2 separate regions of the Homo sapiens genome follow, and region 1 is linked to region 2. Evidence: read pairs that join two places in POLR2A ChIA-PET (ENCODE). Cell type or tissue: HepG2. All regions are shown on one strand. Each heading gives the region's core, and the rest is flanking DNA. Links, peaks and the distances in the headings are about the cores only.

Region 1 (16,390 bases), core at 6,895-10,894, 710 kb after region 2:
CAGCAGGCAAGAAGAAGCCATTGATTAATTAGTGTCACAAAATCAACTGAAATTTTAAGGAACCAGGCAAAACTCCCAAAAGACCAGTTTTTGTTTTTTTTTTCTTCTGAAAACAGGAGATTCACAGCAACCATTTGGAGAGAGCTCAATCAACCAGATTCAGCATGATAAAAAAAAAGTCCCCTCCCCTTTAACCCTTACAAGGGAAGTAGCCTGAGAAACCCGATGTTAACCAATCTGCTTTAAAAAAAATTCTGTTTCCTTGTTTGCAACTTACAAAAAACAACTGTTCTAACATGCACAGCAAAGCAAAAATCTTAGATGAGATGGTCCCCAGTTCGTGAATTGCTAATAAAAGATTATTAGATTTTTAAGCTAAATTTTTTGTAATTTTGTCTTTTGACAGTGACAATGCACTAATTTTTAATATTTGATGCAATTCAACCAACGAATTTGATGATGGCCTTGGAAAAGAAAAAAAAAAAAAGATTTGCATGACCTTCAGACCAGTGGGTGCGTCTACAAAGTTGCTGGTCTTTGGTTTTTCAAAGATAGGAACTGCCAAGAGCACAGGAATCCCTGGCTGCCGGTGATTTCTAACCAATTCTAGCCTTGCCCATGTGCGATTCCTTTGTAGTGCTTGGGCAAGGAGAATAATACATTTTTACTTGACAAAATAAATTATTTGATTGGCCTTGCCAATCAAAAGTTCAACACTTGAACTTCATCATCAAGGGGCAGTTTTAATGAGGTAGATTGGGCTGGATGTTTCAGGTCATGGTTTTCAGTTTCTTGCATCTGTGATTAAACATGATAATCACTTAAAATGGAATAAACCTGAGCTCAAAAACTAAACACATGTAGATGTTTAGGCCATGGGGAATCAATCTGGCCATTAAAATGCTAATAAATGCAGATCTCCTCATCCTTAATTAATTGGGTAACTAAACAGAGGGGCTGGGGTGAAACACAAGTATGATTATTTAACATGAAAAATCAAGAAGCTTGGATGAATAACAATTACATAATTAACAAACAATAAAGAACATTTGAGTTTCAATTAATCCTTATTGGCAGTTCAGTAATATCCACCAGAATCTGTTTCATTTCATTGCAAACTGGGCCTTTTCGAGTTTAAACAATTTTGACATTTGGTCTCTAATATAAATCTACTTATTAAAAATGTTCAAGATCAACATGATACATTTAACTAAGAGCAAGGCCAATCAAAGAATTTATTTTGTCAAGTAAAAATGTATTATTCTCCTTGTCCAAATATAAAGGATGCTATTATTTGAATTTAGTATGTTACTTTGCAAAAACAGTCATTCTACTCATGAGTTATAATGAAAAATACAAATGCAGCAGAAGGTTAGAGAGGCCATGCGCCTGGTAAAGGTAGGTGATCAAATCCAAGACTGAATTACTCAGAGTTCTCTAGAGAAGTAGAACCAATAAAATCAATAGAAGGCATGAATAATATGTATATATGTATCTACTTATCTAGCTATCAAGGATTTATTTTGAAGAATTGGCTGGCATAATTGTAGAGGCTGTCAAGTCCAAAATCTACAGGGCAGCTCGGCAGGCTAAAGAGCTGGGATAGAGTAGATGCTGCAACTCCAGGCTGATGGCAGGCTAAAGGCAGAATTCCTTCTTCCTCTGGGGACCTCAACTCTTAAGGCCTTCAACTGATTGGATGTGGCCTATCCACATTATGGAGGGTAATCTGCTTTACTCAAAGTCTACTGATTTAAATGTTAATCACATCTTTAAAAAAAGACACACACTTTCACTGCAACATCTAGACTGGTGTTTGAACAAAAATGGGGTACCATGGCCTAGACAAGTTGACAAAAATTGGAACCATCACAGAGACCTAAGTGTGTAGAAACTGATTTTAGAGTCCCAATCCCTTCATTCCTGGTTTGATGTAATTGATCTAGGATGTAGACTGGACATCAGAATTTTTAAACAACCATCTCCAACTACCTTCCCCAACCACCCTCTTCAGTCTTCCTCCCTACTCCACCTAAGCCTCCAACATACCTAAGCCAGGTGTAGAATTTAACTCCAAAGTGGTGCTTTTCTCTTAGCTCCAACTAGATTTTTAAATTCTATCATGCCTGAGTACCCAAAACTAAATGCCACTGCCCATCTCATGGAATTAATTACTACCCTTTAGTGAAATCAAACTTTCCAGATGTCATTCAGTTTGATTCCATACTATGATGATTGAAAAGAAAATCTCATGATGAATGTGCTGGTTATCCAGGAATTTGGGGGAAACATAGAAGCGATTCTGGAAGGCAATGCTTCGAACAATGTTTCCTAGAGTGGGTTCCATGGAACACAAGCCCTGGAAGAACTGTACTTTGAAGGAGGTTTCATGGCCACATCTGTTTGGGAATGTGGCATGTTACAGCCTTCTCTCTTTGGAGATTCATAATTTGTTTTTGCATAATAAAGTCTTCAATAAATCTTGCTGTAAGGAAACCTGTTAAATTGTATTAATCTAGCATTTCTCAAATCCACTGTACACAACTTTTTACCCATGGAATGCATATTAGCATCCCAAGGAGCATAATTTAGAAAATGCATTTGTATAATTAAAGACTGAAAACAAAAGTCTATACAATCAAGAAAAAATAACCACATGATTTACACTGCCCTTAGTGAACCAAACAACACAGTCACGGTTGGATGCCTTCTTAATGCAGGCTGGGCACATACCCAACTTGCTGGGTCACTGAGCTAAATTCCTAGGGCTCAGGCCACTGCTGCTGCCCTCACCCCACACTTGAAATTACACAAAACTTGCAGATGACCCCACAAACCGGTGGTCAAATTGTTGTCTGCTTTGCTAAGCAGAAATGGTTTCTTTACTCAAATTGCCACTGGAAAAAATGCTGAGGTGTCACATTTTCACGGAGGAGGAGGTAACACTTTAACCCATATTCAAAACGCTTAACTGGGACTGATTTAAATGTGTTGAAACAGCAAGGCTTCTTAGTGGTCAACTAGATCAATCTTTTGGAACATGTGCATTGGAAACCAGGTTAGAAAAGCCAGTTTGGAGATAACTGGTTTTTGATTATTTTCATGATTCAAGATAAATTGTGAACTGGAACTTCAAGAAATTAGGGGCAGAATGGCATATGGCCATTGGCTAACACTTTGGGTAGTTTTTGTGTAAACTGCAAAAAGATATCCTCTAGGCACACAAACTACAAAAAGGCACCTCTTCCTCTGGATTCTCTGCAGCCTTGTACCAGGGCCAGGGTGTAGGGCTGTATTTGTACCCTCAGTGACCATGCTGGCTGGAAGCTTTTTATAGAGCAGAGTACACCCAGCTATGATGTGGCAGTTGAGGATTACAGGTGGGTCCCAGCAGGAAGAGATGATATGCCAGACAGAGAGGAAGAGTGAGAAAATGAGTATACACTGGGCACTCAAACTTGTTTCAGACCTTATGGGCCCTTGTAGAGTGTGGTATATACATGGTTGGTAGGAGATATGAGAGGCTTATGACATGTTTGTTTGAGCTAAAGATAATTCTAAACCAAAGTTTTTCTCAAAAATGAGGAAATAGTTCCATCATTTTATTTTGTAGCAGAATGATTTGGACCAAAAGCCATTGTTCCATAAGCAAATAATTTTTAGTACATTCATTTATGTACCTGTTATTAAACAATTTGAACAACATCAATGAATATGACACGGTTCTAGTCTCGGGGATACTTTGGAAAATAAGTTAAACATTCTTTTTGCCTTCTCTGAGCTTATATTCCAGTAAAGATGAGAAAATTAAATAATGACAATAAATGTAGTGAGAACAATGGCAGCACATGGAGGTGAGTAGAGAAAGATAGCCTAAGGAGTAAATCCTCATCTGACTTCTTACAGGGACCAGTGGAGGTATCCTGGAGGAAGGGGCCCTAAGGAACAATAAGAGGCCAAAAGAGAAAAGCTAGAGGGAGCTTAGGGAATCCCAGGACAGAGATAACTTCAAAATAGTGTAATTACTGAACAAAGGGGAGAATGGCATAAGTTTAGGGTGGATATCTGGACAGGGTGCAGATTTTAAAAGGCTTTTAGCTGTGTCATGGGTTGTAGTATGATGAATTATCAAGCAGGAAGTCTGGAAGGAGGGAAAGTGCTGTTGTGGTCTAGGAGAAAGGTAGTGGTGATGATGGAAGTGGAGGAAAGCAGTTGGATTAGAAAACTACTTAGCAGTTAGAGGAAACTGGGTTGAACGGACATCTATTAAGGACAAAGCATTTGGACAGAGAGAGTTGAGAAAGGTGTCCAGGATGACTCCCAGGTTTCTGGATAGGTCAACTTGTGGAACAATGGTGCCATTGAATGAGATATGGAAGCAATTCAGGAAGAGAAGCTGCTTGATTGGAAAGATAATGGAGTTCAGTTTGGACATATTGTGTATGAGACACTCCAATGGAGATGTCTGGCAGGTAGGAATATCTAAGTCTGAAATCATTGGAATAGACAACAAGATCAGTCAGAGAGAAAGTGAACAGAGAATGAAGAGAAGGGGCTTGGATGGCCTTGATAGAAAGAGAGAAGTCTGCATAGGAACTAAGAATTATCAGAGGGATAAGAAACAAACCAGGGTTTTGATGGTACAGAGTCCAAAGAAGGGAAGACTTTCAAGAAAGAATTATGATCAGAGTTTAATGACATAAAGATATTAATAAGGACTGAAGAATGCTCATCATATTTGGCAATTAGGAGTCACTGGTGACTTGAGCAGATTGTGCTTCCAGTGAGCATTAAGGATGGGAATCAGAGGTAACTGAATGAGCAGAAGTGAACTGGAGAAGTGAGAAGATAACTCTAAAAGAGTATAGTAATGTAAAGAGGAAGGCTAGGAAGAAAGCCTGGAGGTGTAGCATGGTAGGACCATTCGGCAGTTCGACTGAGAAAAGAGTTGGGGAAAACTTGGATATGTTGGCATCAAATAAAGAAAAAGAGGAGGCTAAAGATAAAAGAGAATGGAAAAACCAGTGAAGGGGCAAAATCCTTGACGAAGTTTGAATGGAATGGATCGAGGAGTTAGCCTGGAGTAGAAGGATGGCAGTTCTTCTTCTGGGGCAGAGTGGAAGGAGGAGAGTCTGGGTGTGGGTATAAATTGAGAGGCAGGAGTTGGGAAGGCTAAGGTAGTTCATCCTTGACAACTTCCAGTTTTTCTATGAAATAGGCAACAGGATAATCAGCTAAGAGGGATGACCTTATTCATAGCTACTCACTACTTATTCTATACTCTTTGTTATTCCTCACCATACTCATTTGTTGTCTTGATTATTGTTTGAATGCATGTGTCCCCAAAAACCTCTTTCTTTCTCACTCTGAACATTAGAAATTTCAGCTGAAGTATGTGGGCTGGTTAGTGATTAGAGGAATGTTTCTTATAGAAAAGATGTGTCTTAGATGGAAGAACTGACATAACCAGAGAGAACATTTTCCTTCATTTTGCACTGAATAAAGTTTTAGAGAAAATACTTTCAGGCATTTCACTAAAAGAAAAAAAATTCTACTACTAAGCACCACCGCCACCCCACACACACTTTTTTGTCTCATCTTTTAAAAGATCCAGCAGTTGCCAAGTTTACAAGGCTGTCTTTCATTTCTGATCTCAAAAGGTTTTTTTGTTTTCTTTTTTTCCTCCAAACATGCATACAGCAAAACATTTTTTTCAAGTTGTCCTAGGAGACTGACAATATACCAACTGTTTTCAACTATGCAAAAGACCCTTTTAAAACATGCCTTAAGATAGTAGGTTCTTTCTGCTTATCTTTACATCTTCTTTCGCCAATTAGGTTTATGGACAAAGTCCAATATTTAGGCCTGAGTGAGAGATCCCATCTCATTCAGAGCTAGGCTACTCTTGAAGTTGAGCAGGGAGGTTACAATGATTGGCTAAGGGGATGCTGTTGGCTTACCTCATTAGCATGCTCTTTTGGGGTGTACCTTATTAAGATTATATTTCAAGGCTATCGCAATAATGCAAAACCAGCCTAGAGTTTCAGAAACCATCCTTGAAATGACAAGTTGGTCTGGAGAAATCTATATATAACTAGTAAAAATGTAAACTGTAGAATGATTACTGTAATTTGGGCGAGAAGTTTTTATATATCAGGTCCCATTCTCTCTTTTTATCCTGCTCTTCCTATTTTCCTGTCAGTGAAAAGACTTTTGAAGAAGAGCTTTGGTGATGGAATGGTAAAATGGGAGTCAAATGTGAAGAATTAAGTGTTGATGTTTGTTTATTTATTTATTTATTTATTTATTTTTACTTTGGCTGCTTTTGTTTGGCTACAAAATCTTGTGAGGCGGGAAAATAGGGTCTGGAGGCAGGGAACTTGAGGCCAATTCATGCTGATTCAAGGAAAACCACCAAGGTTTGTGGATGGGAATTAAGGCCAATTTGTGCTGTCTTCCTAAAAGAGAAAACACCAAGGTCTGGGGGCAGGGAATCTAAGACCAATTCGTGCTGACCTCCTAAAGCTGGAGCAAAAGAAAAACACTTGGGTCTGGGGACGGAAATCCTAAGGCCAATTAATGTCAACTTCCTAAAGCTAAGCCAAAACGAAAAACCCCATCTCCCCACCACACCCCAATAGAAAGGGATCAAAGGTGACTCTCCCTACAACCTGCCCACTCCACCAAGTCTCAGATGGAAAGGGAGAGTGCCTTGGATTGGCTGCGGACCAAGCATGGCCATCCCTTCATCTGCATAGGGCGCCAATTCACCGCAGGCTTTAATTAGCCATGGACCAAATCCTTCATCCAGATAAGGGGTAAGAAATAGAAACCTCAAAAAGAGTACTTAAAATCCAGAAAATTTTGTAACTGGGCCCTTGAGCCACTTGCTTGCGTCCACTCCCACTCTGTGGAGTGCTTTCTCACTTTAATAAATCCCTGCTTTTGCTGCCTTGTTCCTGTGTTTCGTTCCTTTATTACTTTGTGCATTTTGTTCAATTGTTTATTCAAAACGCCAAGAACCTGAACAACTTACACTCAAGGCCCTCTTTCCAGTAACACCTGTGTAAAACATTTACACTTATGAAACAACCTTCTTGGAAGTATAGTTTATAATTGCTGTCTCCACTTTTTCACCTTTCATTCATTCTTTTATCTGAGTTCTTTAAAGTTATAAAAGTAACCAGTATCAAATAATAAATTTTTTAAAGTTAATATTTTCTGCTACCTTCCTTTGCATTTCTTTCCTTCTCCTTTGAAAGCTGCTAATAATAATATTTTGGGATAGTCTCTTGTACTCCTTTCTTTACCCTCACATCCAATCACTCTTCATCCAACTTATTGGACAGTAAATTGAGTATCATTTCTTGTAGTCTTTATATTCTTTGAGCTCTTAGGAATATTGGACACCGTTAATTAACCTTTCTTTTTGAAGACCCTCTCTTTTCTTGCTTTCTATGACCTTCTACTTTTCTAGTTTCTCTCTTGCCTTAATGATCATTCTTCCTAGTATTTGTTACTAGGGGTGATTCCTCCGCCTGCCTATCAACTTCAGGGCTGTGTCCTACATGGGGTGATCATGTCTCATGACACTCCCTACCCAGAATTATGGGAACTTTTGGACACATAAGAATTTATCCAATCTCTTTATGTTTATGGGTAAGAAAATCAAAGCAGAGAGAGTGAGGAAGTAACGTGTCAAAGATCATCTCAGAGCCTGAACCTGAAGTAATAACTTCCTGACCTAAAATCCTAAAATCAATTATTGCCAATTTTCTGTTCAGTTTCTTTTACTTATGCTACTTTTCTTATACTTTTCCTTTTGGCTTGGTAAAAACCAAATGAAAAGTAAGCCCAATCTTGAAAGATGCCTTTTATGACCCCAATGATAGTCATATAAACCTGTGGAAATTTGTCTGAGGAAGTCAGCAGAAAGAACTAAAGAAAACAGTTTGATTTGTTTTATTTTTCCTGAGAGCAAAAGGGGAAAAGGGGTAACAGGCTCCCCTAAAGATTGGGATAATTATAATTAGCACAAAAAGAGAGCTGAAGCTGCTTTTGATGAAGCTCCTCCCAAAAGCATTCAGGAAGCCGCAGGCACTGAAAACAGCCCTAATTCAAACTCAATAACAGTTTCTAAGGTAAATAGACACTGAGTCAGCACAAAGGGTCGAGGGCCTAGTGCTTATGTGCCCAGAGTTGTCCTAAGCCTTTGTGTATAGTGACTATATTTTCCAAACCAAAAACTAGGTGTACCGTGTGACTGCTAAGAAGATTATTTGATATTTGGATCATTTTATAACTGCTGTGCTATGGATTGTTATAGGAAGACAAGTCATGATCTTTTACACCCAGCTATTGCAATATAGATAGTTTAACAACTTACCATATGTAGCAGTGCGGTAAAGTGGAACTCCGTGTATTAGCTTTAGCTGAGCCCTCAAAACCTGAAAACAACAAAAATAAATTAACAAAAAGTTTAATTAAGCCCTTCTATGAGACACACGAAGAAGTCCTAAAACCAGATCCACCTGCAATATCAATCACTCCCTCCATCTCTGAAAGCAGTTGAAGCTGGAGAGACTGGAGCAGGGAGAGAAAATTTCTTTGAATTGGCTTAGCTGCAAAGAACGGCCTTGTCCAAGGTCACATTCCTTCCCAGGTGGCTCATGTTCAGTGATTGATCCACGAGGTTGTATGAAGAATGAGTCATCTTGGGACCACTTTAAGAGGTATTAGAGCTCTAGAACTCCCTGCAGGCTTGGCTGAGGCTGTCACTGTGTTCCACGGCCTATGTCTCCCATTGCCTACCTGCTTCCATTGCGCCCCTTCCACAGTTGCTGATCCCACAGGTGCTCCTTCAGAATGATCCTACACAACGAACTCAGAGTCAGCTTCCCAGGAAATGCAGCCTATGACGGGAAGGGGTGGGTGCTTTCCCGTCATCTTAAGCCAATCAAGCTGTGGCTCTAAGAGAACCATTGAAAAGCTTGATACATGTCTCCTGGATTTAGGAAACATAATGGACTCGGGTTCCTCATGCCAGAGAAAGCTAAGAACCAGAGATAGCAGAACTCAGTGATAAAACAAAATGAGAGGAGAGGAATCTTGCTGTGCTGGAAGTGAGTTGCCTTCCACTGAGGACAGGGCAAGTGTATTAGGAAGACAGAGATCAGAATGGCACACAGACTGATGTGACCCTGCCAGTAACCGGCCAGGGATGGAGAACAAGTTTCAACTCAATGCCAAATCCAATGACTTGGTGGCGAATGCCTGAGTATTAGGATTAAAGAAGGAGTTGTGGTCTGAATATGGATTTAGTGAGAAAGATGCTAAAAGTGGTTAGTAATATCTCTCACAGTTGCAGGATAAAGGGGCCATTGTAGCATATGTCTTCCATCTCTGAAATACATTAATTAAGAGAAGCCAGATAAAAGTTACTAATTATTCTACATAGAAAGCAAATACGATGTGATTTGTAATCCTCCATACCAGAGACAGAAGTACATTTTGAAAAGACTCCTCTAATGGAAAACCTTCAGTGGCTCCACAATTTAGAATGATCTATTAGGTCCTGCATGATTTATTTGATTTTCCTCAAGCTGCCACATGCTTCATCTCCTTGGCCCTTCTAAACTACTCAGAGTTCCCATTTGTATTTTTCTTTCATATCTCGATGTCTTTGCACATGGTGGTTTCTGTGTCTGGAATTTCGCCCTCTCACCTTCCTACTTATTCCTCAATCCCCAGGCTCCGGTATCTCCTGAGAAGCCTTCCGGAAACAAGCCTCTCCATTAAAGATTGACCCTATTCCTCTTTTTGGGTATCATTCCATCTTGTATCACAAAGCACATATCATACTGTGTTGAAATAGTATCCGCTTTTCACTTTGACTGCAAACTTCCTGAAGGCAGGTGTTGGTTCTTATTCATCTTTGTTCCCCTCACATTCAGCACTGTGACAGGCACACAATAAACACCTAATATTTTTGAATAAGTGAGCAATGGCCAGAATTATTAAGAGACCCTTCACTGAATGACTCATAATTAAACATGATGCTAAAAGTTTTGGGCCAGTGGCTTAGAGAGGCCTGTCCATTGTTTCCCATGAAAACCCAGAATCCAAATTCTCAGAGGACAATTTTATAGTGTAGACACTAACTCATACCACTTGGGATCTTTGCTAGTTAAAGAAGGAAATCTCATCTGACAAATGGATTAATGATCAGTCCGACTGTATTTGCACAGCTGCAGAATCTTCTCAAACAAGATGTTTGAGAACCCCTCTGTTTATGCAGAAAATTTGGTGACCAGGTGATAACATTAAACCATTTAGGCACAGCCTAGAGAACTGCGGGAATGGCTACCTCCATTGAATAACATTATTTATAGAAATCCCTTGAAAGTCTTCCCTTTCTTTTCTGGGGTGTGTAGGGTGTGTGTATGTGCAAGAGATAAAAAGAGACAGGGTGAGAGAGAGTGCTTTTCTGGATTATAAATAAAGCCCTTCAGAATCCACCATGAATCAGGTAAAATGACAACCTGGATGGCCAGGTGTATAGATAAGTTGCCAGCAGCCTGACTACATGATGGACCCCATGAACAACTCCTGAGCTATCAAAACAGTATTGTGGAGTTTGTCCCAGAATTTGTCCTTTCTGGCCGTGTGCGGTGGCTCACACCTGTAATCCCAGCACTTTGGGAGGCTCAGGTGGGTGGATCACCTGAGGTCGGGAGTTCGAGACCAGCCTGACCAACATGGAGAAACCCCATCTCTACTAAAAATACAAAATTAGCTGGGAGTGGTGGTGCACACCTGTAATCCCAGCTACTCGAGAGGCTGAGGCAGGAGCATCACTTGAATCCAGGAGGCGGAGGTTGCGGTGAGCCAAGATTGCGCCATTGCACTCCAGCCTGGGCAACAAGAGTGAAACTCCACCTCAAAAAAAAAAAAAAATTTCCTTCATTTCAGCTTCTCTTTGCTCTGCAACCACCCAATGAGTGGAGAACTGTAATGATGCAATCAGGAGAAATCAGTTTTAACCAGATGCCTAGAGTGCTTATTCAATACCATGCTCATAGAGGTAACTGAATTCACATGTGTAAGTGCCAGGGTCTCATGTGGCCATAGGATAGACATTAGAAATCTTCTCTACAAGCTGAAAGGAGTTGCAAAATTTACACAGGGCATCATACATTCAAGTGAGATTGCTAGGGACGATTTTACTTGCTAAGCCCATGGCTTAGAGTCTTTGGGTTTGTAGGTCCTTCCCTTTGCAGATTCACATGGGAAGGGTGCTTGGTCCCGCAAATAGTTAAATCTGAATACTTGAAGTTTAGAATAGTGATAAAGGGGGTCTTGAATGGGCAGAAAATGAAGCTTTGGGACTTAATGGCATCTTAAATTCATACCGTCAAATGAATACTGTCAAGCAGGGCGGAGGCAGGGATAGAACACCTAACGGCTCCAGCCTGGGGGCCAAAGCACTTTTAAATAACAATTATAATAGAAAGCCAGGTGACAATTAAGGGTTATGGTGTGCTCCACTCTTTGAAGCTTTACATGGTATCTAGCATCCTTTTGAACAGATGTGCTGACTGAAGAATCAAAATATAAAAGAAAAATATTGGGCACATAGAGAAAAGCTGAAAACACTTGCAAATATTCTCTTACAAAAGGACTAAAAGTCTATGTGTCCTAGAATCTTTGGATCTGGTTTGGGGGACATTCTTTGCCTCTACGTAAATATGTAAACACATCTTTGTTTAGAGGTAGGGAAGGGGAGAGTTTAAGAGGGAGAGAGAGAGATCAAACTCCAAGTCAGTGTTCCCAGTGCTCAACGTTTCAATAATCCACCATGATTACCCTGCAGTAGAAATATCTCAGCAGGTCCAAACTGATGCAACCTTAAGGATCCAAAGTGATGTATTGAGGACCTCAAATCATACATGGCCTCTGCTATTTTAGGTAGAGTGGAAACTTCTTTGTGGAATATATTTTCCCAAATTTATTTTTTCTTGACTATGAAACTATCTATAAAAATCAAGGACAAGAGGTGTACAAATAAATTGAAAGGCTGGAAATGAAGAAAAATGGAGAATAAAATAGCTTTAAAATTCAAGAGGATTCAATTTATGTTGAGAGTAATGAAAGATCCATAGTTGAGTTGATTGGCTTTACACATATGACTTTTTTCCCCTTCCATCTCCTTACCTTCTTCTCTCTGCCTTCCTCCTTTGGAGCACGCTGTAATAGAGAAAAGATTTTCTAGGCTCATCATCCATTTATAGAACCACTACTCCCCATCTTTCATTTAGTTTGTGCATCACTGACTTTACCCAATGGCTTCCAGGCTCTGCAAAGCCCGGCATGACCAATGAGACACTCCATTTTACTGGTTACAGTTGTTAAAAATACAATGGCAAGTTTTGCAGGAGCCTACTGTCAAAGAGGGACTCTCTGGGTGGGGAGGGGTGGCCGCTAAACTGGGAAGAGCCTGCCTGTGAAAAAATGCTAACAGGAAGAAGAGAACCATGAGTACATGAGTGTCTAGTTTGAGGCCCTAGATTGGCCTTAAGCTAGAAACATCTTGGATTTCCAGTTAAGTGAGATAATTTTTTAAGGTAATTTGAGTAGGTTTCTGGGTTTCTGTTACTTGCCAAAAAACAAGTCTTACTTATACAGAAATGCAGAGAAGAGCTAGAAGTTCTTAGCTTGGAACCCAGATATCCTTAGCTAATTAAATTTCAGAGAACAAGGATTACCCGGAACCCTGCAGTTGTAGTTGGCAAAAAGGAAGAACACAGTATCTCTGATCATATTAAAGCACCTCTCAAACAATCTTTAAACTTTTTACAATTTTGCCTTTCATGTTCACCAGAATCTGGGTTCTTTTAAGATATCATGATGGCTTAGTGGATCAATAAATGGTACCTTTACCCAGCTTGCTCCGTGGCCTCTTGAGATCCTCATTCTGTCATCCCAGGGAGAATCCACTGCTCCCATCTTTCTTACCTAGCTTCCCTTTGTGGCCTGCCTTTCTCCAGTGTAACACCCAGTACACTGTCTCAGTTAAATACTTCCTAACTCATGTATCCTTTAGCTACACTGCCTTCTCAGAAACCAGGTACTGCCTACATTCACCTGTATATTCACAGAACCCAGTACTAGGCCTGCTACAGTAAAGTTTGCATTGAATTGAATTTGTGGCTCAGCTCAGACTTTCTGACCACCACTAACCACCCAGCCTCTACCTCCTTGGAACCCTCAGGGACTTTCCTGCTTCTGATGCTTGCTGTTTTTTGCTTGACTTTGTCATTAATAAGCCCATGTCTATAAATGTACTTGTATATCTATTGAATACTTACCAATTAATCACTTTATGTGCTTTAACTTGTCCAGTCTTCACAACAGCCTTTCCATCTTACAGATGAAGAGACCAGACCTAAGAGGTTAAGTGGCTTGCCCTGGGTCACCCAGCTAGTAAGTAGAGTGGTCAGAGTTGAAGCAAGCAATGTGTTCCTAATCACTAACCTGTTTTCAGCTGGAGCACTGCTAGTTCCTTGTAGGCTAAACATGCATCCTTTATATTGTTGAATTACCATCCCAACAGCCCTATTAGGTAGGTATGATTATTAGTTCTCTTTTCCAGATAAGAAAAATGAGGGTCAGTGAGGTTAAACCATTTGTCCAAGGTTACCTTAGTGATAAGTGACAGGACAGAGATTAAATCCCAAGCTGTTTGACCCCAGAGCCCATGTTCATCAACCATTATGCCAATCAGTTTTCTGTTAATTGATTGATGATTATATCAGAAGCAACTACCAGGGTCATCTGATCTTTAATTACCATCTGTGATTCTTATTATTTAAGAGGTATAACAACAGCCACTTCGTAGGATTATCATAAGAGCTTCAAGCTATGTTGTAAAGTTCCAAGAGTATTTGGCATTCTAGAGCAAGTGCTCAACAAATGGTAATTATCATTACTATTTTGTTGTTTTTTGAGTGCTCCTTGTGCCAGATAAGTGCTTTACATGTATTATCTGATTTAATTCTCACATCACCCTCATGAGATAAGTACCATTATCATGCTGATTTTATAGATGTGGGAACTGAGGCTCAGAAAAGTAACTTGCCCCAAATTACACAACTGGTTAGTGGATAGGGCTGCACAATTAGTTGTCTGATGGAGTAGCATGGTACTAGCACTCTTTATTACTTAGAAAGTTCTGGTAAAGAGATCAGACAGTCCAATTATCACTGGGTGTATTGACCTCTTCTTGGGTTCTGTTAGTTTCTGGTTTTTTGAGTGGTTCCTTAGCCACATGAGTCTCAGCTTTGTAGATAAAAAATTGGAGCCTTTGTAGTCACAACTTTACATAGACAAACTCTGGGGAACAGCAGCTGCTGAAGGGAGAATGAAAATGGACAGTATTCAGAGCACAAAGGGCTGAACACATGAAGTTATCCCATTTGAAACCTCTTTCCACCTGGCCAGCTGAAGGATCCAACAGCTACAGGTGCAAACCCCTTCCTTGTCCCACGCTTTTCCTGATGCTCCTCACGGGGCCCTGGCACAACATGAGAGAGAGAGAGAGCTGGCAATTCTCTTGTTAATTTGGGCCTTGTACATTATTCAGACTGTTAAAAAAAAAAATCCATGTTGAGTCTAAAAGTATCTGGACCAGCTGTCTGTATAGATTAAATAATCCAGATGGCTTCATGAAACACTATAGCAGAAAAGAAAGTAGTTTCACCATAGAACGAGTCAATCCAGAAAGCACAGGGGACAATAGATTTCTTTACCTCGTATAACCCAATTTCTTCTCTTCTTAGCTCGGCTGGCTTAAATGTAGAGTGCTGTCGCCAAATCTTCAGTCTACCTGGGCTATTTAAGTAGAGTCACAATGTTTCCTTTTTCTAGAAAAGATTAAAAAATAAACAACCAAAATTTGGTGGTAGAGAATGGCATTTGGAATAAAGGATTAATCAGTTCTGTCACTCTCACTTGGGCAGCAAAATCAAGCTTCTTGTGTTGGGAAATACTGCTGGATGGGATAATTTCCACATTGCCAGGCTGTTTTTCTTTTTAATATCACAGCTGATTTGCTGTGGCGGAGGCTGCTGCAAACTGCTGGCACCATTTCTGGTTACAAAATGTGTCTGCCAAACAGCTCAGTGTAGAAAGAGCCATACTGTATTCTTTGATGGTGGGCTCATTTGGCAGGGAACAGATCTGCATAGAAAGAGACTCAATTCATCATCTCCCCTGCACCTCGTTGTGGGCTGAACAAAGTGAATGTATCAAATTGTCCTTGTGGAAATCAGTGACATAAATTTCTACTCTCTTCACCAATACTGCAGTTGGAAACTTTCAGCTGTTTTAGCGATGTGTTTCCTTTTACCCTTATTCCCTGGTACACATGGCAGCAGAAACCCAGGAAAATGCAGATGGTTCACCTCTGCTGCCTCTGTGCTTGAGAGACACAAATGAGAGTGGGTGCCGAAAGCTGTTTGAATTCATCATTAATTGTCAAACAATTCTGCCAGTTCTCTTCTGAGCATGAAAAAATGTAAAATTAGAAAAACTTAGATGAAGTTATAGAATGTAATTCTCTCTCCTGAAAACTCTCAGATCAGTGTACTGTACTCTGCCGATGATGACTACACTGTCTTTTTTTTTCTGTCTCCATTCACAGATGTCAATACATGGTGAGTGGTTTCCAGAAATTTACTTCATCTGCAACTAAAAGCAAGGGGGGAAGGCAGCATGAACCACACTGGCACACTGCCAGCTCAGCACTCTCCACCAGGAACTCAGCCCCATGCCAAGCCACTCCTGGAAGACAAGGCAAGAGAGCGAGGGCACATTTTTTAAGGACACATTTTAAAACAAGAATTACACTGTCACAGCACCTACCTTCTCTCTCTTTCAAAATTCTAGCTCAAAGAATTAACCTCTCACATTAGGGGAAATAGATAATGATTCAGTCAAAGGTGAATGAAAATACAATATTTACATTCATTTCAGACTTGTTTTAGGCAATGCCTATTTTTAAGTGAAACAAATGAAGCATTTTTTTCTCGATATTGGCTACTGATATTAGCATCTAACTAGACAGGAAGCGAGGAACTAAGAGAAGGGAATAGATAATTAAGGCCATCATGCATTTTTACTCTGAGCTCTGCGAGTCATTTAATCCCATTTTTCATTTATCCATGTATATATTCAATGCTGAGAATTTATAGTGGCCTCAGAAAGAAATTCTAGATAATTTTTATTGAGCTCTTACCACGTGGCAGACACTATTCAAAGTGCTTTGCTGTATTCCCGCATTCCATCCTCACAAAATGCTATGAGGTCAGTGTTATTTTTAGCCCCTTTTTAC
Region 2 (16,390 bases), core at 5,540-9,539:
TAGCAGTTGCCCTGGTAAGCTCAGACTTACTGCTTAAATCACCCATATTTGTCACCATCCCCTGCCTGTAGGACAATAAGATCACCTGCTTTGTGCTAATGAAAATTGGGACATTTTAGTAATTTTATAATCCTTTTCAGCTTCTGTTGTAAGGGTAGAAGTGATATTGTTTGTGATTATGCTAAAAAGAGGCTTTTTGTTTTGTTTTGTAGTTACCAAAGCAGTGAGATAGAAATCATTCTGGGTTTCGAGCAAATTGGAAAGCCCTGTTCAGTCTATTTTGTTTACCACTGTATTGAAAACCTTCAAAAACTTAAGTAGGTGAAACTTGCAGACTAGAATTTAAGGATGATGGCCCTGAGATAGAAAAGGAGAATGAAATTGGCAAGTCTGTCATCATATCAGACGTCACAGACAAAGATGAGTAAAGCCCACTAACTCCAGCACTTTGACTTGCGCAATGCTGCTGGAAGGTTGGTAAATCCAAAGCTGAAGCACAAGAGAGATTTCTTCAAATGAATGTGTTGGCTTCTGCTCTGTCTCGGGGGAAGCCTGCATCCCCTCTGTAGCATCCATATACTGTGCCTTACAGCATAGACCTCATGGTAGCATGGTAGGAGCTCCATATAACTCTGCTTCTTCTGGAGGAGAAACAGACACTCTACTCCCAAACACACACATACACACACACACACACACACACACACACGCAATCCCCTTTCCCATTTTTCCCTTGATCCTTTGCGTGGAAGTAGAATTAGAGGAAATATGTCCTTAGTCATCCCATGACAGCACTTAAAATGTTCAGTTGTCACAGTGAAAATAAACTGGCAAGAAATCAGAAATCAAGAAGTGGAGTCATGGGAATCCTGGACATGCTAATCCAATAGAGACAAGATCTACATGTTAGTGATGGCCATGGCCAAGGTAATCATCCCAGACAGCAGTCAGACTCTGCATTATCCCAAGAGAAGACTACAAACATTTCATTTCATATGAGGAAATAAACACCCACCAATTGCCCTTACTGCCCGCTTTCCCCTTCAGCCTCAGTGGAACGCAAACTTATTTTCATCTAATGTTTCCCTTTGGAGTATGGCACCAACTGTTGAATATTTGCTACTGTAGCCTAACTGCTCTCTGGAGCACTCACTAATATCAGCATCCAGAATCGGCCAGCTCTGACAGACAGTCCCTTCCCAGTCAGTGAGCAAACACGCATTGAATGCTTAGTGTTTAAGACACTATTCCAGGGTACAGTGGCCCACACCTGTAATCTCAGCACTTCAGAAAGATCACTTGAGCCCAGGAATTTAAGACCAGCCTGGACAACATGACATACCATCTCTATTAAAAAAAAAAAGTTAGCTGAGTGTGGTGGTATGCGCCTGTGGTCCCATCTACTTGGGAGGCTGAGGGGAGGATTGTTTGAGTTCAAAAGGTCAAGGCTGCCATGAGCTGTGATTGCACCACTGCACTCCAGCCTGGGTGACACAGTAAGACCTCATCTTAAAAAGAAAAAGAAAAAGACACTATTCGAGGCACTGTGAAAAAGACTAAAATATACTCTCCTTGCTGCTGCTCAGATGAGGGAGATCAGATCTACGTATGTGGGGGAGCATTGCTGCCAATGCAAGATACATTTTAAGTGGTAAGTGAGCAGTTGGGTCATTTACTCAAAAATATTTATGGTTGAATGAAGGATCTTGGCAATTGTAGGCAGGGTTTCCAATAATTTCCCTAGTTCGTTTTCTAGATCTGCCTTGAAGTGTATAATTTCCTCATCTGCCTTGGTCTTATTGCTGTGAGTTGGGTAGAAGGAGTTCTAGGTTTGTTTGTTTGTTTGTTTGTTTGTTTGTTTTTTTAAGATGGAGTCTTGCTCTGTTGCCCAGGCTCGAGTGCAATGGTGCGATCTTGGCTCACTGCAACCTTTGCCTCCTGGGTTCAAGCGACTCTTCTGCCTCAGCCTCCCAAGTAGCTGGGATTACAGGGGTGCACCACCACACCCAGCTAATTTTTGTATTTTCAGTAGAGACGGGGTTTCACCATGTTGGCCAGGCTGGTCTCGAACTCCTGACCTCTGGTGATCCATCCACCTCGGTCTCCCAAAGTGCTGGGATTACAGGCATGAGCCACCATGCCTGGCCAGAGTTCTAGTTTTATGATCCATCTTTTTTCTCTTGTTCTCCAGGAGGCTTCCTACCTCTCAGACCCTACCAAGCTATGTCCCCAATTTTTTGTTTTTTTCCCACTGAGACCTCTATGGCTCTAATGTTTTAGATTTCAAGAAAACTTAAAATTTGGACTATAAGAATGACATAGAAAGGAAAAAATATCACAAAGAATGAAAAGCTGCAATTTGATCATTTGCATGTGTTGCATTTTTGAAGTCCTCCCCACCCCATTGCAACAAGAGACTTTATCTTTAGGTTGTATTTGTTCTTTTTTTTTTTTTTCTCCCAAACATCTAGCAGTTTACTAATATTTGTAGTGGGCAAAAATTTGTAACAATTTCTTATATAATGCAGTATATCAAATATCCTATTAAAATAAAATTTAGTTCATATCTTGAAGGATTATTTTCTGACCTTATATGGAAAAGGAAAGTTTTGAGAATGAGTAGTTCTTTAAACCCTGAATCAATGTAACCAGGAAAAAATAAGTGAAGAGAGACTGTGCCTTGCCATGGGTCAGGGGAAGTTTTACTATCAAATTTTCATGCAATACCCAAATCTCTGTATAGGTATGAGGGCTCTCTTTTCTGTTTCTTTGTCTATAAGGAAATTCTAAATTAAATTTCCTCTTCCTTACAAGCCAGTTATTAAGTTATTAAGTTCTGCCTTTAATTTCAGCTTGAATCAATTAGGTTAGATGCCCACAAGCAAGTGCCCTGGTTCATCATTTCAAAGAATGAGACTCTTTTTGCTGTATTTTTCTTTGCATCCATGGCTGATTTTTCTACCCTTCTACTAGCAGCTCTTCTTCCGCCTCCAGGAGTTTATTCTTTTCACTAGTATGCCAACTCCAGTGGCATTACAAAGGGAGGGTTAATAAAACCTGTGTTGAGTTGGTATTTTGACTATAGCTAGCTCTGAATTGGAGCATAGAGAGCGCTGTTAGCCATAACCTGAGTGTTCCTGATGAAACTCAGAGCCAGCTTTCTGCCTTAGTCATCATTTTTGGTTCACTTTGTGTAAGCAAGTTCCCAGTGTAACCCACTGGCCTTGGCACACCTCAGGAAGAATTAGGTCTCTATGTACAAAAATGTTCGACAGAAACCTAAGACCCTCATCTAGAATCTGAATATATAATCAGTGTGTCGGGCCTCAAAAGAGAAGAGCAATGTGATTTCATGTAGAACCCTATTTGTATGCTGCCACAGCCCTATGCTTTGCTTTACTTCGGATTCATATAGAAATCCAAGAATTTGTAGTAAGTAAGAGAAAGAAAACACCATCTCTGCTCAGCTGAGCTGGCCCGTGTGCCGAACTAGGAAGATGGCTCTTTTCCTCTGGAGAGGATATGATCTTTTCAAGGTTGCTTTTTACACATCACCATGGGGCTGGCCTGGTTGCATGCTGAAGCTGTGAAACCTGAGTGTGTATCTGTGCAAAGCTGGGGTCGAATCAGGGCCCCTAGGGGCCCTGCACTGGTTTTGTTGAGTGGAACATACAGGTTGGGGTTTTTGGAGGCTGGGTGGGGAAGAGGGAGGAGAGATGAGGGTGTTGTCAGTGAGGGAGGAACTTTGGGGAACAGAAATATCTAAAAGGAAGTTTAATGGACTTTCTTGTACACGGTGCATAATGTGAATCCTCGTCCATGTCACCTCATGCGGGCTTCGGTAAGAACCACTCCCTCATTCTTCAGTCTTCCACAGTATTAAGAGCTTGGGTTCTGGGGGCAGATTTACTGAAGAGTTCACATCCCAACTTTATTAGTTGTTTTACAATGATCACTTCCTTTTTAAAATTTATTTTAGATTCAGGAAGTACATGTGTAGGTTTGTTACGTGGGTATATTGTGTGATGTTATGAGGACTGGGCTTCTAATGTACCCATCACCCAATAATGAACGTTGTACCCAATGGGTAATTCTTTAGTCATCACCCCACCGACCCTCCCCACTTTTGGAATCCCCAGTGTCTGTCATTTCTATCTTTATGTGCATGATGTGTATTATTTATTCCCTGCTTATAAGTGAAAACATGTAGTGTTTGATTTTCTATTTCTGAGTACGACGAACAGTTCCTTGCCCTCTATAAGCCTCATCTGTTAAATGGAAACAGTAGTAGTATCTACCTCCTAGGGTTGTTAGGATGAAATGAAATAGTTCATGTAGAGCACTTTGCATGGCTTCTGGCTCATAATCAGGGCTCAGTAAAAGTTACCTGCCGTAATTATGGTCATCGTTGCTCTTTTAACAGGCACTGGGGATTTGGAATGTGTTTGGAGGGTTGTACTGAGGTGCAGAGTCCTGCTTCGTGATGGGCACAAGGTGAGAAGGGAGGCTGCCCTCTGGGTTCCAGTCATATCTCAATTAAAGAATAACACACGCCCTTCCCCTAACTCATCTAGAACAACCCCATGTACGTAGCTGGCAGTGAACACAAAAGCTCTCTGAGTAGCCGGAAGAGCCCACAATTTCATCAGCTCTCTAGACCTGTTGGACACCCTCAGATCAGGGTGACTGAGGGAGTGTGGGCAGGAAGCCCAGACCAGGAATCCAGGAGAGGCTGCTTAGGGCTTTGGGGTCCAGGCAGAGCAGGAACTATAAGGAGGTGGAGCCACTTGGAGGAAGGCGAGGACCAGAATGGAGTGGAGTGGCTCTTTTGGCTCCACATGACCACCATTTAGCTACTTGGTGTGTTGGCCTCTCTACATCCAGTTGCTGCTTCTCAGTGCTCCCCTCTGGCTTATTCTTTCCCACCATTCTGTGCCTGGGCTTTACTCTCCCTCACAGCTTCTGCTTCCTTTTAGCTTTGGATTGCCATGACCCCTGACAGCCCCAGTGCTTTCATAGCCTCATTCTCCTTAGAATTTCACCTGCTGCTTTGCTAAATTCTCTGCCATCCAGCCCTGAGGGAAAGCATCTATGGACTGGAGACCTTGAGGCAGGGGATTCTACAGTTTAATCATCTGTAGCCACAGTGAACTGGGTTACCAACCTTTCAGCAGGAACTGAAGGTAGAGCACGTTCGAAGACTGCCAAGTCCAGGACATACCTTTTGCAGACAATTACAACAAACTTGGCTCCTTGGCTTTCTGCCATCCAGTATTTTGGGAGTAACAGTCATACCACAAAAGGTGGTTACATTCACAGAATAGAAAGTTAATAATTGCTGATGAGGCAAAGTCCAGAAGAACTTTTTCTGAAGTCATAAAAGCTGTAATAATACAAAGGTCTGGATAAAGAACTAGCTACCCTTCAAATCCAGCAGCAGCTTCTTTGGTCACAACTGTATAACAGCACAAGACAGTATTGATTTTTATAATTTTCTCACCTCAAGTAAATTGCATTTGATATATTCTGTCTTTGAAGGTAGAAAAATGTGTGCCGTGTTTTAGAAAGGTTTCCTTTGGTTCACCTGGCACGGTGGCCCATGCTTGTAATGTCAGCATGTTCGGAGGCCAAGGTGGGTGGATCACTTGAGGTCAAGAGTTTGAGACCAGCCTGGCCAGCATTGTTGAAACCTCATCTCTACTTTAAAAAAAAAAAAAAAAAAAAAAAAATTAGCTGGGCCTGATGGCATGCGCCTGTAATCCCAGCTACTCGGGAGGCTGAGACATGAGAATCACTTGAACCCGGGGGGGAAGAGGTTACAGTGAGCTGAGATCACACCACTGCACTCCAGCCTGCATGACAGAGCAAGACTCCATCTCAAAAAAAAAAAAAAAAAAAAAAAAAAAAAAAAAAAAGAAATCCATTGTTTGTAATAAGAATAGGGGCGCTCAAATGATTACATTTCATTTGTTTGTAGAGTTGTTCATCAATGATGTAGATTGTGTATCACAATTCCTTAAGACCTAGAGATGGTAATAGTATGGGGGCAAGCGCATGACTAAGCCAGGCCAACCATAATATTTTCATGGATTTTTTTGTTTTGTTTTAACTGGTGCTGGGTTAAGAATTTGTCTTGCCTACCAGAATATCCAGCAGCCGTGTTCTCCATCACATATAGAAAGTTCAGCTGCAGCCATTCCAATGTGCAAAGAGAAACTGACAAGAGATAGTGGAAGCATTTTTTGAGCTTTTTTTTAACTCTCTCTGCCATTCAACAGATTTTTCTGAATGTCTTCAATATGTAAACACATTAAAGATGAGTTACAGGGGATCGTGCCCTTCACGATGAGAAATAACAGAAACATAAAGTACTTGTATTGAATGGTCTAGGTGCTACAGGATAAAGTGCTGCTGGAATTCCTAGGCAAGAGAGATGACTTTGAACTGGGATGATCAAGGAAGGCTTTGTGATCAAATTGGCACTTGAACATGCATCTTGAGGATAGGTTGGATTTAGACAGCAAACAGTGGGAAAAGGCTCAGAGGCAAGATCATACAGGGCACATGTGGGGAGCTGCTCATAGTTAACTTTGAACATATGCTTCTCATCTGTAATATTACAATTGTTTTGTTTTCTTGTGTCAATATGCTTTTTACCTCTTCAGACACTAAAGCTGGGGAAGCCTAGTAATGTTGTCTTCCCATTCCAGAATTCCATGCTAGCTGGCTCCTGATGCAACATCTTTTGTCAATTTATTTCATGTAATTGACTTGCCTGAGACGTTCCCTATTTTCATCACAGCTTTGCTTCATAGTCAAATAGACCTCACCATCTGGAACTCTTTTTTTTTTTTTTTTTTTTTTTTTTTTTTTGCTCAAATTTTCTTCCACAAAGGGCCTGTTTTGGTTTCTGAGTGTCACACAAGATCTTACGACATTCTGCATCATCCTCTTTGCTTTGAGTTTTATAATGTTAAAAAGCCAACAAAATAGGTTCAAAAATAAGCTGTATTCCTCTTCTGTGTTGCAACCCAAGACTAAGCACATCAGACAAATTCTGACACCTTCAGCTTTTAGCAAAGGCTGTTTGGTTGCCTTGGAGTTAGGCTATATCTCTAGGAGATTAGCTCTAGGCTCTGAGAGGGTAAAGCAACTCAGAAACAATCAGGATAGACCAGATTCATGGTGGGATTAATAAGGAGAGGATATAGATAGTGATCACGTAGACTTACAGAAAATGCCTGCTTATTTTTACTCCTTACACAGAGTTGTTTTGTTTAGCCTTCACTTACTATGCTAAACCTGCTAAAGTACATGTGGTATTTATTTTCATTTGGATGGGTAGCATCCCTTCTCTTTCTCAAACTGTAAGTGAACTATGGAAACTGCATCCCAGACATTCAGTGGTGATAGTCTGACACATTGTCACAGAGCACCATGCACTACTAAAGTGACTGTTGGGGCCTTTGCTTTTGCAATGTTTGCATTTCTCTCAATCCAGGGCCTCTCTGGGCTCTAACAGGAGCTATTCCTGTCTTCCTCACATGTTTCTGAAAACTGAACACTGGTGTAAATTTCCCTAATGTGACATCTTTTACATGTACAGACAGTTCTATTCAAGACCCTGTATGTCAGCTTGAGCAGATTTACCCATCAGTGTTCTTGGTTGCAAGTAACAGAAAACCTAGCCCAAATAAGTTAGGCTAAAATGGAACTTACTGGTTTTCCATTGTGCAGGAACATTTGTATTCAGGCATGGCTGGGTCCAGGGGCACAGGTGTTGCCATCAGAACCCAGCTCTTGCCAGCTCTCATTTCAGCTTTCCTCTTTGCTGACTCTCCTTAGATAAGCTCTTTCCTTTTGATTGCAGGGTGGTTACCACCAGCTGGACTTACCTTCTTAAAAAGCCCAAGCCCAGCAGAAAAGAAAGAGAGAGCCTCTTTTTCTCAGCAGTTTGAAATACAGGCTGAGCCTAATTTCTGTTGGTCCACATTGAGTCCCATCCCCATCCCTTAACCAATCTTTGTGGCCAGGGGTATAAGTGAGCCTCTGTGGGGCTGGGCCTGAATCACCTGTTCACCCTTGACTGGGTGGGAGGGGAGAACAACACCCAAGGCACACGGACTCTGCGGATGGAGAAGGGGTGGTCCTCAGAGAAGAGACAGCCACAGATGTCACTACACTGGACCTTTCTTATGGGGACTTCGTGAAGGATTTGGTGACTTTACACTCCAGGATCCAAATTTGTACTGCTTTCTTTCCCCTCAATAGTGTTTTATATGATCTCTGAAAATATCCCCTTTTTTCAGTCCAAAGGCTTCTTGCATAATTTATTTTATTCCTAGTTGACTGACTGCCTCCTTTAAGAAAAACGTATTTTATAGTTTTTTAAAAATGAAGAAAATGTTATCTTCCTACTTAGCCCTGGACACAGTTGATTCATTTAAAAAACAAATTTCTGGGAAAAGGCTTTCATTATCAGTGCCCATTACAGGTTATTAGAGAACAAATGGCAAACACCGGTGTGCTGGGGCTGGCCTCCATTCATTTTAATGACAGTGTTGTGGAGAGTGCATCTTAGAATGTGACTAAGCAGAAGGAAAAGAATCTGAAAAGGACTGGCCCCTTGTCTTCTGTGAGAGCCATGAACATGCAAAAACAGTGGCTCAGCAGCTCTGAGAGCTCCTCAGACACAGGCCACTGGGTGGTGGCATCTTTTGGTGGCCTGCCAGAAACAGTGGGGCAGCCAGCATCCACCTCACGAGCTTTGCAAAAGTCTCCAACTTGTTGTGACATTGTCCAAAACCTATGAGTTTGGATAAGAACTGTTTCTTCTGCCAGGAATCACATTGAGCGGCTGGAAAATTCCACCTCAGTTTGATCTTCCAGTGCCTGGTTCATATCCTGAGAACAAATTTTGTTCTCAAAGGTTGAAATGAAGTCTCCATGAGCTATGGTGATGATAATGGTGGTAATGACAATGATAATTCACATTAAGGAAGCCCCAGTGTCCCAGGCATTTTACATGTGTGTACTTATTTAATCAACATAATGCCGGAGGTACTGTTGTACTCCACATTTTGCACATGAGGCATAGAGAGATTACCTAACTTACCTGAGGGTAGAGGTGGGATTTGAACCCAGGTGGTCAGGTTCTAGTACTGCCCCACCCACAACCACTATGCTTAGTTGCTTCTGCGGGCAATGGTTGGGTATTGGCAAGCTACAGAAGCTGGGTGTGTTGGGAAAGAGACTGAAGCAGCCCAGTCATGTTTCTTCTTTTTCTTGCCCTCCATTCTCTGGTATCGTTCAAGTATCAGATGCTGGGGGAGTTTGGGGAGACAACAAGAGCATGGGAGAATAGGAAGCAGAGAATGAGTACCTAAAAACAGAGGTCAGCGGGCCAGAGTTTAAGAGAAAAAGAGAGGGGAAAAAAGAGCAGGAAATCCTTGAAAGGAGCTATAATAAAGGACAGAGAATATAAAGGATAAAAATGGATTCCAAGGAGGAAAAAGAATGGGAGGAATGTTTATTGACCATCTGCTGTTGCCAGGCACTAGCCTAGGGCTTTTCCATATGTTATCTAATCTTAGAACCCAGTTAGATGAACAACCACTATCAATATTCCCATTTTACAGATGGGGAAACTGGGTTTCAGGGGGATAAAGTGACTTCCCCAAGGTCACAGAAAGCAGCAGTTTGAGCTGAGGCCTGTGTGACCCCCAGCCAACAAGTCATCCATCGTCTTGAGGGCTAGTCCCTCATTCCTGGCCATGGTTTGTAGCCCTAGATGAGAGCCGCACTTGAGATCTTGAGATTTGACAGATACTTGGAGATCATACTCCAAGGAATATGGCCATTCCTTTGCTGGGAGGCAGTTGCTGTGTACTTGCATCACAAGGAGGAGAGGGGAGGGGAGAGGAATAAAGTTTTATGGGACACCTCCTTACTTCCCAAGTTTCAAACTTTTATCAAGCCAACTCTTTAAACTTTAAATATGTTGCCAGAGGTGCTGTCACTTCCTTAAGCATTCCATAACTCTCCAATCTCAGGTAAGCTATTTTTTTCCCATACTTGTGAGATTTCCTCCTACATTTGCCCATTTCTGCCATTAAAAACAAAACTAAAAACTTTCCCTCAAAAGCTGACCATCTGCTTGTCACTACGCTTTCTTCCAAATTGAAGAGGTGGTAGCAGGATGTTTGCAAGCCCAGTATTTATCTCTGGCGTAGGCACAATCCCAGCATCTACTGATTACATTTCCCATTTACTGTTAGGTTTGCGATTTGGGATTTGAACTTCCTCTGCATTTTTTTTTGTTTCCTTCCTTTTATTTCTTAGAATCCAGGTCTAATTGTCCCCTTAAGGGTTAGACTGGTTTCAATAGATTTATTAAGTGATGACTTTACAGTGTGGGTGTTATGTCCATCTCAAAATCTGTGCAGGCAACCATCACATACATGCTTGTCCCCTATTGCCAGCTAAAACTGAGGCAGCATTTTCAAGAATGCCAAGCCTTTACTAAGTGCAGGCATTTGTTTGTTATTTCAAGTCTTTGTATGCTGACAAATTCTGTACATGCATGCGTGTGTTTAGAGCACAGTTGGGTGACATGTGCCAGGTATCTGGTGGCAACTGTCCTCTGAGCATGGTTGATAACCAAATAAAATCCAGGAATGTGAGGCTTGTTACTCTTTAAAAAAAAAAATACATGTACAGTTGAGTAAAATGAGAATAAAAAATAAGATTAACAAAGGCTGAGAGAGGAAGAGAGTAATTCATCATAAAACTGTCCTGAGCCACCTAGCAGCCACGACAAAGAAGGGAAAAAATATAATGGGATGTATAGTTCAATTGTCTGTTCAAAAAAAGCATGCCAGTTCATCAAGAGCTACAAGTTATAATATTAATTTGTCATGTGAATCTCTATATTAATGATTTTGAATAGCTCAATAGATAATATCTTCCAAAGCAGTTTCATGCAAAAAATAAATGAGGCCCTCTATATAGGGCTGTTACTCCCATTGGTTTTGATTAAATACAGAGTCTGATATTAAGCTGAAGTATTGAAAGGTTGTTTTTACTATGGTGCAACAAGGAGAACAACCTGGAGAAAGCATGTTTGCTGGTGATCGGCCTGGTAACAGAATGATAGGTGGAAGGCAGGATCCCTCTTAGAGGATCCCAGTTATCTTGGCCATGCTTTTGATAGGAGCTACATGACATGTATTCTAAATTGAGGTCTGTGGGAATATAAATACCCGAAGGGCAGATACCCATGTTGTTGGTTGAAAGAAGATGCCAGAGGCATAGATCATGTTTTATTGAGGCTGACTGGAATTCTTGTCTCCATAGGGTTCATGCGAGTTCAGCAAGCAGTTACCATGTCTACGGCATGCCAGGATACTGTTGGGAAGGTAGTATTCCGTGTACGTGAGACCTGCACCCAGGTTTCTTTAAGGTAGCCTGGCAGTGCTGTGACAGAGACAGACTCAGGATGCAGTGGGACCCAGGGGAGGGACACTGAGCCTCACCCTCTGGGCTGCATCTTGGTAAGTGAGTAAAAGTTACCCATGGGAAGATGGGGGACATTGCAAGCAAATGGAACTGTGCAAGCACAAACAAGGAGAAAATAAATATGGAGTGCCCTCGAACTCTTTGGCCTCAACTGATCCTCCCACCTCGGCCTCCCAAAGCACTAGGATTACGAGCATGAGCCACTGCACCCGGCTCATGCTGCATGCCTGAGAAGTAACAAACCATTCTGCAGGGTGTGCAGGAGCCACGAGGGCCTAGAGGGAGTGGAGTCAGGAGAGCGGAAAATCACCACAGGCCAGAATTTTCAAGAGACGTATTTTTAGGCAGGTCCAAGATGTTTCTCCAAAAACGAAGTGGCTTTGCATTGTTTTATTAGTAAGAGTCAACATTTCCGAATTCAGGCACTTCGCTTCGCAATTTACATAGGCATTGTTTTTCTTAATCCTCACAGTCACTTCTGACAGGTGGGTATTGTTTTCCCATTTTTGCCGGTAGCAGCCTCAGAAAGGTTAAGTAACTTGCCCAAAGTCCACAAAATCTAACTGCAGAGACTTCCCCACCTCACCATTTGGGAGCTTTTTTGTCCAAAGACTATGAATGTCCTAAATCAGAGCCCAAGTAGAATTGGAGTTCTGAGTCATGCTGTGTGGAAGGGAGAGGTGACCTTGACCTAGACTGCACCCTAGGCTTCCCTATACCTAAAAAATTTACCCTGAAGATGATTTTTCTTTGGTGAAGGCTGTTAGACATTGAGGCTGGTCTGCCCACAAAGATGAATTTGGTTTTGGCAAAACTAAGTAGCTCCTCTTCCCAAGATTCAGTTGCTGTTTGAGGGCAGCATCAAAACAGAGAAGTGTTGTATCTTCCTGTGTGTAAAGCAGGAAGGGTGACATCTGTTTCTTCCAATAGCCTCTCCATGTTGTTTAGAAATCAGTATTTCTTAAAAGGAGGATGGCAGCAGGTAGAACAAAATGTCAATATTCATTCAGTGCCTCTTCTGTTTTATCCAGCTCAGAGATTCTGTCCCATGCAAAATAAAAGATAGGTAACAATCTATTGTTCAGTGTTAAGGATCCGGTTGGGTATGTTGTTGTACATCTCCACAATGGCATGCTACATAGCCACTAAGAAAGAACGAGGAGGCAACTTTTCGTGTAATGATGGAGCAATCTCCAGGAGATACTGTTAAGGAAAACAGTCAGGATTCAGAACAATGTGAATAACTGGTGGTCATTTGTTTTTAAAGGGAAGGGGAGTGTGAAATCACACACACACATCCACCCACACCAGCTTGCAAGTTCATTTAGTATCTCTGGAGAAAATATGAGAAACTCATACTAATGGTTACTTCTGGAGAGGGAAGGAAGAGTTATTTTTCCTGTCTACCCTTTTATACTGATACCCTTTTATACTGTCTGGAAATTTTATCAACTGATATAATAGCCATTCCAAGCAATAGATTAATGTAAAAATTAAAGAGAGAAAATGCCCCATCCCCTAAACAAGTTGAAACATATTCATATAATTTATTTGTAGATATATACCTCTATCCCATGGTTGTGAATTAGCCGTCATATGAGTATTTTAAATTTGTAGTCTATAAGCAGGCAACTTTTTAGCAATATGGGATTACATAGGATCATAGGTAATTGGAACCCTCAGCCAAATACTTGCTGATACACTACCTCTGAGTTTCTAAACAAGTGAGCAAGAAAGTCCTGTATTGAACTTCTAAGCCTCATACCTGTCAGGGACTGATAAGTACACATGGGCAGGTTCTTTGATATGTTTCCAAGTCCATTATCAGAGATAAGGAAGCTTAAGTGTAAATCTGTGATTTAACTACATTTCAAATTTGATGTGGAGCTACAGGAAGGATGCCAGAGAGAACCTGTGTGCTCCGAATACATCTGTTGCTCTAGCTCTTTAAAAGACTTTCTTTTCCCCACATAAAAGGAGCCCAAATGTTCTCTCTGCTATATAAGGCTATTTAACTGACCTAAGGGCTAACTCTTACTTTTTGGTGCTTCACAGATGACTAAGTGGTGGTATTATTTTAACCAGTAAAAATTCAGAAATCTAGGGTCAGGCTTGCAGCTGGCAGAACTTGTAAACAGTTAATGATTGAAAGGACTAATCAGCATCTTGAAAGGCAGCTCATGAGAAGCATAAGCAAAATGCTTAGGGGTGCCTGCAGATAGAGGACTGTGGCACTCTGTGGTGACAGTGAAGGAAAATGTGTTTGATGTCATCTTGTCACAGAGAAAGGCTATCTGTCAGACCTCAACTTAGCATGAGTTTTTCTTTTGTAAGTATGTAAGATATTTTCAGAAATGTTTTAGAAAAAAGATTGTTTTTTAAACCAAATTTTCAGTGTCTACTCGAAAAAAATGGTACACTTTTTTTTTTAATGAAGAATGTTGGATACCAAAATGTAAGAGATTTCTAATAAACAGCCCTTCTCAGTTGGTACAGACTTCAACACCTGGTCTAGAAGTTTTATACTATTGGGCATATGTGGGGTGTGGGAATTATTGTTTGTTTAGTATTTTTGCAAAAGCAGGCTTGGGTTTCTTTCTGATTCTTATTTAGGTTTGAGAGAGAACTGCCATAAGAAGGTTTTTGTTTTTAGCCAATTTTGACTTTTTCCCTTAATTTTTAAATTTCCTCATCTGAAATATGGCACAATAGGCCAGGCACAGTGGCTCACGCCTGTAATCCCAGCACTTTGGGAGGGTGAGGCAGGTGGATCAACTGAGGTCAGGAGTTCGAGACCAGCCTGGCAAACATGGTGAAACCCCTTCTCTACTAAAAATACAAAAATTAGCCGGGCGTGGTGGTGTGCCCCTGTAATCCCAGCTACTCAGGAGGCCGAGGCATGGGAATCACTTGAACCCAGGAGGTGGAGGTTTCAGTGAGCTGAGATGGCACCACTGCACTCCAGCCTGGGTGACAGAGTGAGACTGTGTCTCAAATAAGTAAATAAATAAATAAATAAATGAAATATGACACGTGACAATGAAACAGAATTGTCTTTATGAGATTTATGTCTTCTCTTAGCCAGAGATTAGCCAAGCATTTGTTCCTTAAAAATGAAAAGTCATGATGCCTGTGTAGTGAGCCATCTGCTGCTCAGCAGACTGCATAAGAGACTTGCCAGCCACTTCTGCTTTTATATTTATGAACTGACGTTCACTTCTTAGATGGTAGGAATTAATCCAGTGGGACTCTACTTTGAAAGTAAGTTTCTTATGGGAATTTACCTGCAGGCTTGGCAGGCGAACCCTTTGGGCAGAATAGTGACTCCCAAGCACCATGGCATGTTTGTTTTCGAGAGTTTTTGTGTCCCTCCTCTGGTTCTTCTTCCTGGGAGCACCACCTCCATGCTCATATGCATTGACATAGAAGTCCTTTCACCACTGAATGTAAAGAGCCAGCCTAAAAATGAGAAATTAATTTACCTTCGCCCCAGGGTAGCTTAGAGACAGCTTTTAAATTTTGATGTTAAAAAGCACTTGGAAAGACAGTTCATTTTGGAGCCTGCGGAAGGAATTACTTTAGTTAAGGGCTTAACGTAAACCTAAGTAGCAGACCATTAGGCAGAGGTCTACATTTGGCATTGAAACTTAAATTTCAATACTATAATGAAAATTTCCACCATAAAAGAGACTCGGGTGTCTGATTTTCATCGTTATGCAATTTTCAGCTCATAATCTCAGAATCCGTAAATGCCTTTAGGATCTAATTTGCAAAGAGAATTACGTATTGCAAGGAGCCATGTAAAGTATATAACTAGTTCTGTGGAAAGCAAAGCTGTGAGTGACATCTAATTAGGCTACAATATCAATGTGCTTTGGCTCTGGCACTCATCTGTCATTACTTTGAACAAGCCATTTGACCTTTATATTATATGTAGGGACCATACCTCTTCATTTGCCTGTTAGTTCTGTTGCCCTGGTATAAATTTAATTGCGCCTTTCTGCTTCAATGTGCTGGTTTGGGTGATAAGTTATATGATCACTCACTATATACAATCTAGAATAAATGATAACACTTCATCATATTAGTTTCCCAAGTGTCTTTTTCACTAAGTTGATCATCTGTGGACCAAGGACCATCTAGTTGGCCTCTCAGAATAGTGTTTGGCTTTTGTTTGCTACATAGTGCTTGTCAAATGAAGGAATCAGCTTCTCAGGCTGCATCACGAGCCTGTAGGATTTGGATCCGTGAAATGTATGTGAGATCACCAAGCATAATGCTCCCCAGTGAAAACAGGACTCATCGAATGCCAAGACGCTCAGTCATGGTTGATTACCAGACCACAGAAAACCTGGCAGAGCTGGCACGTCAGTAGCAGACACGTACATGTATTTGATATGCATGCTCACCCATAGCTGCCTTGGAGACAAGGTGCTGTCGGCAGACCAGAAGTTGGGAAAAATTTCTGATAGGCTTAGGATCTGGCTGGCACTGCTGTCAGGAATAACAATAATACTACAAAATATATTTATAGTGCTTTTCAGTTTTCAGAGCCACTTGAAACAGTTTGCAGAGTGTTTCATTTGATTTTGGCACTAACCCAAATCATAGCACTTGGCATACTGTACTATAGTTGCCCATTTTCTTCTCTGATTCCTGCTCTAAGCTGTAACGTAGGTCAGGCCCACACCTGTTTCTTGTTCACTATTGTTTCCCCAGCACTTGAGGGTGCTCTTTCCAGGTGTGTGATAAATACGGATGGAAAGCATGATGAGTGCAGGGCAACTACTATCTCCTACATTTTCTAAATGAGGGACACTGAGGCTCAGAGGGCATAAGTGGCCTGTTCAAGTCTGTGTGGCAGTCCTTTTTT

Evidence for each region. Peaks named below come from ENCODE experiments on the same cell type or tissue, not always from the same donor. Only the 100,000 strongest peaks of a DNase experiment are listed, where the experiment ranks them.
Region 1: POLR2A ChIA-PET joins it to region 2 with 7 read pairs; 1 of 35 experiments calls an interaction of 5 or more read pairs at or near these places.

The regions. Positions count from the first base shown.
Region 1 is chr5:143,871,688-143,888,077 of GRCh38, forward strand. No RefSeq gene overlaps it. Among named protein-coding and RNA genes, the nearest start is that of HMHB1, 68 kb to the left of the region's middle. In HepG2, for the core only: no CTCF peak of the experiment used is centred there; a DNase peak (open chromatin) is centred at 8,674.
Region 2 is chr5:143,161,604-143,177,993 of GRCh38, forward strand. The region is part of intron 20 of ARHGAP26 (Rho GTPase activating protein 26); the gene reads left to right. Among named protein-coding and RNA genes, the nearest start is that of ARHGAP26-IT1, 23 kb to the right of the region's middle. In HepG2, for the core only: no CTCF peak of the experiment used is centred there; a DNase peak (open chromatin) is centred at 7,478.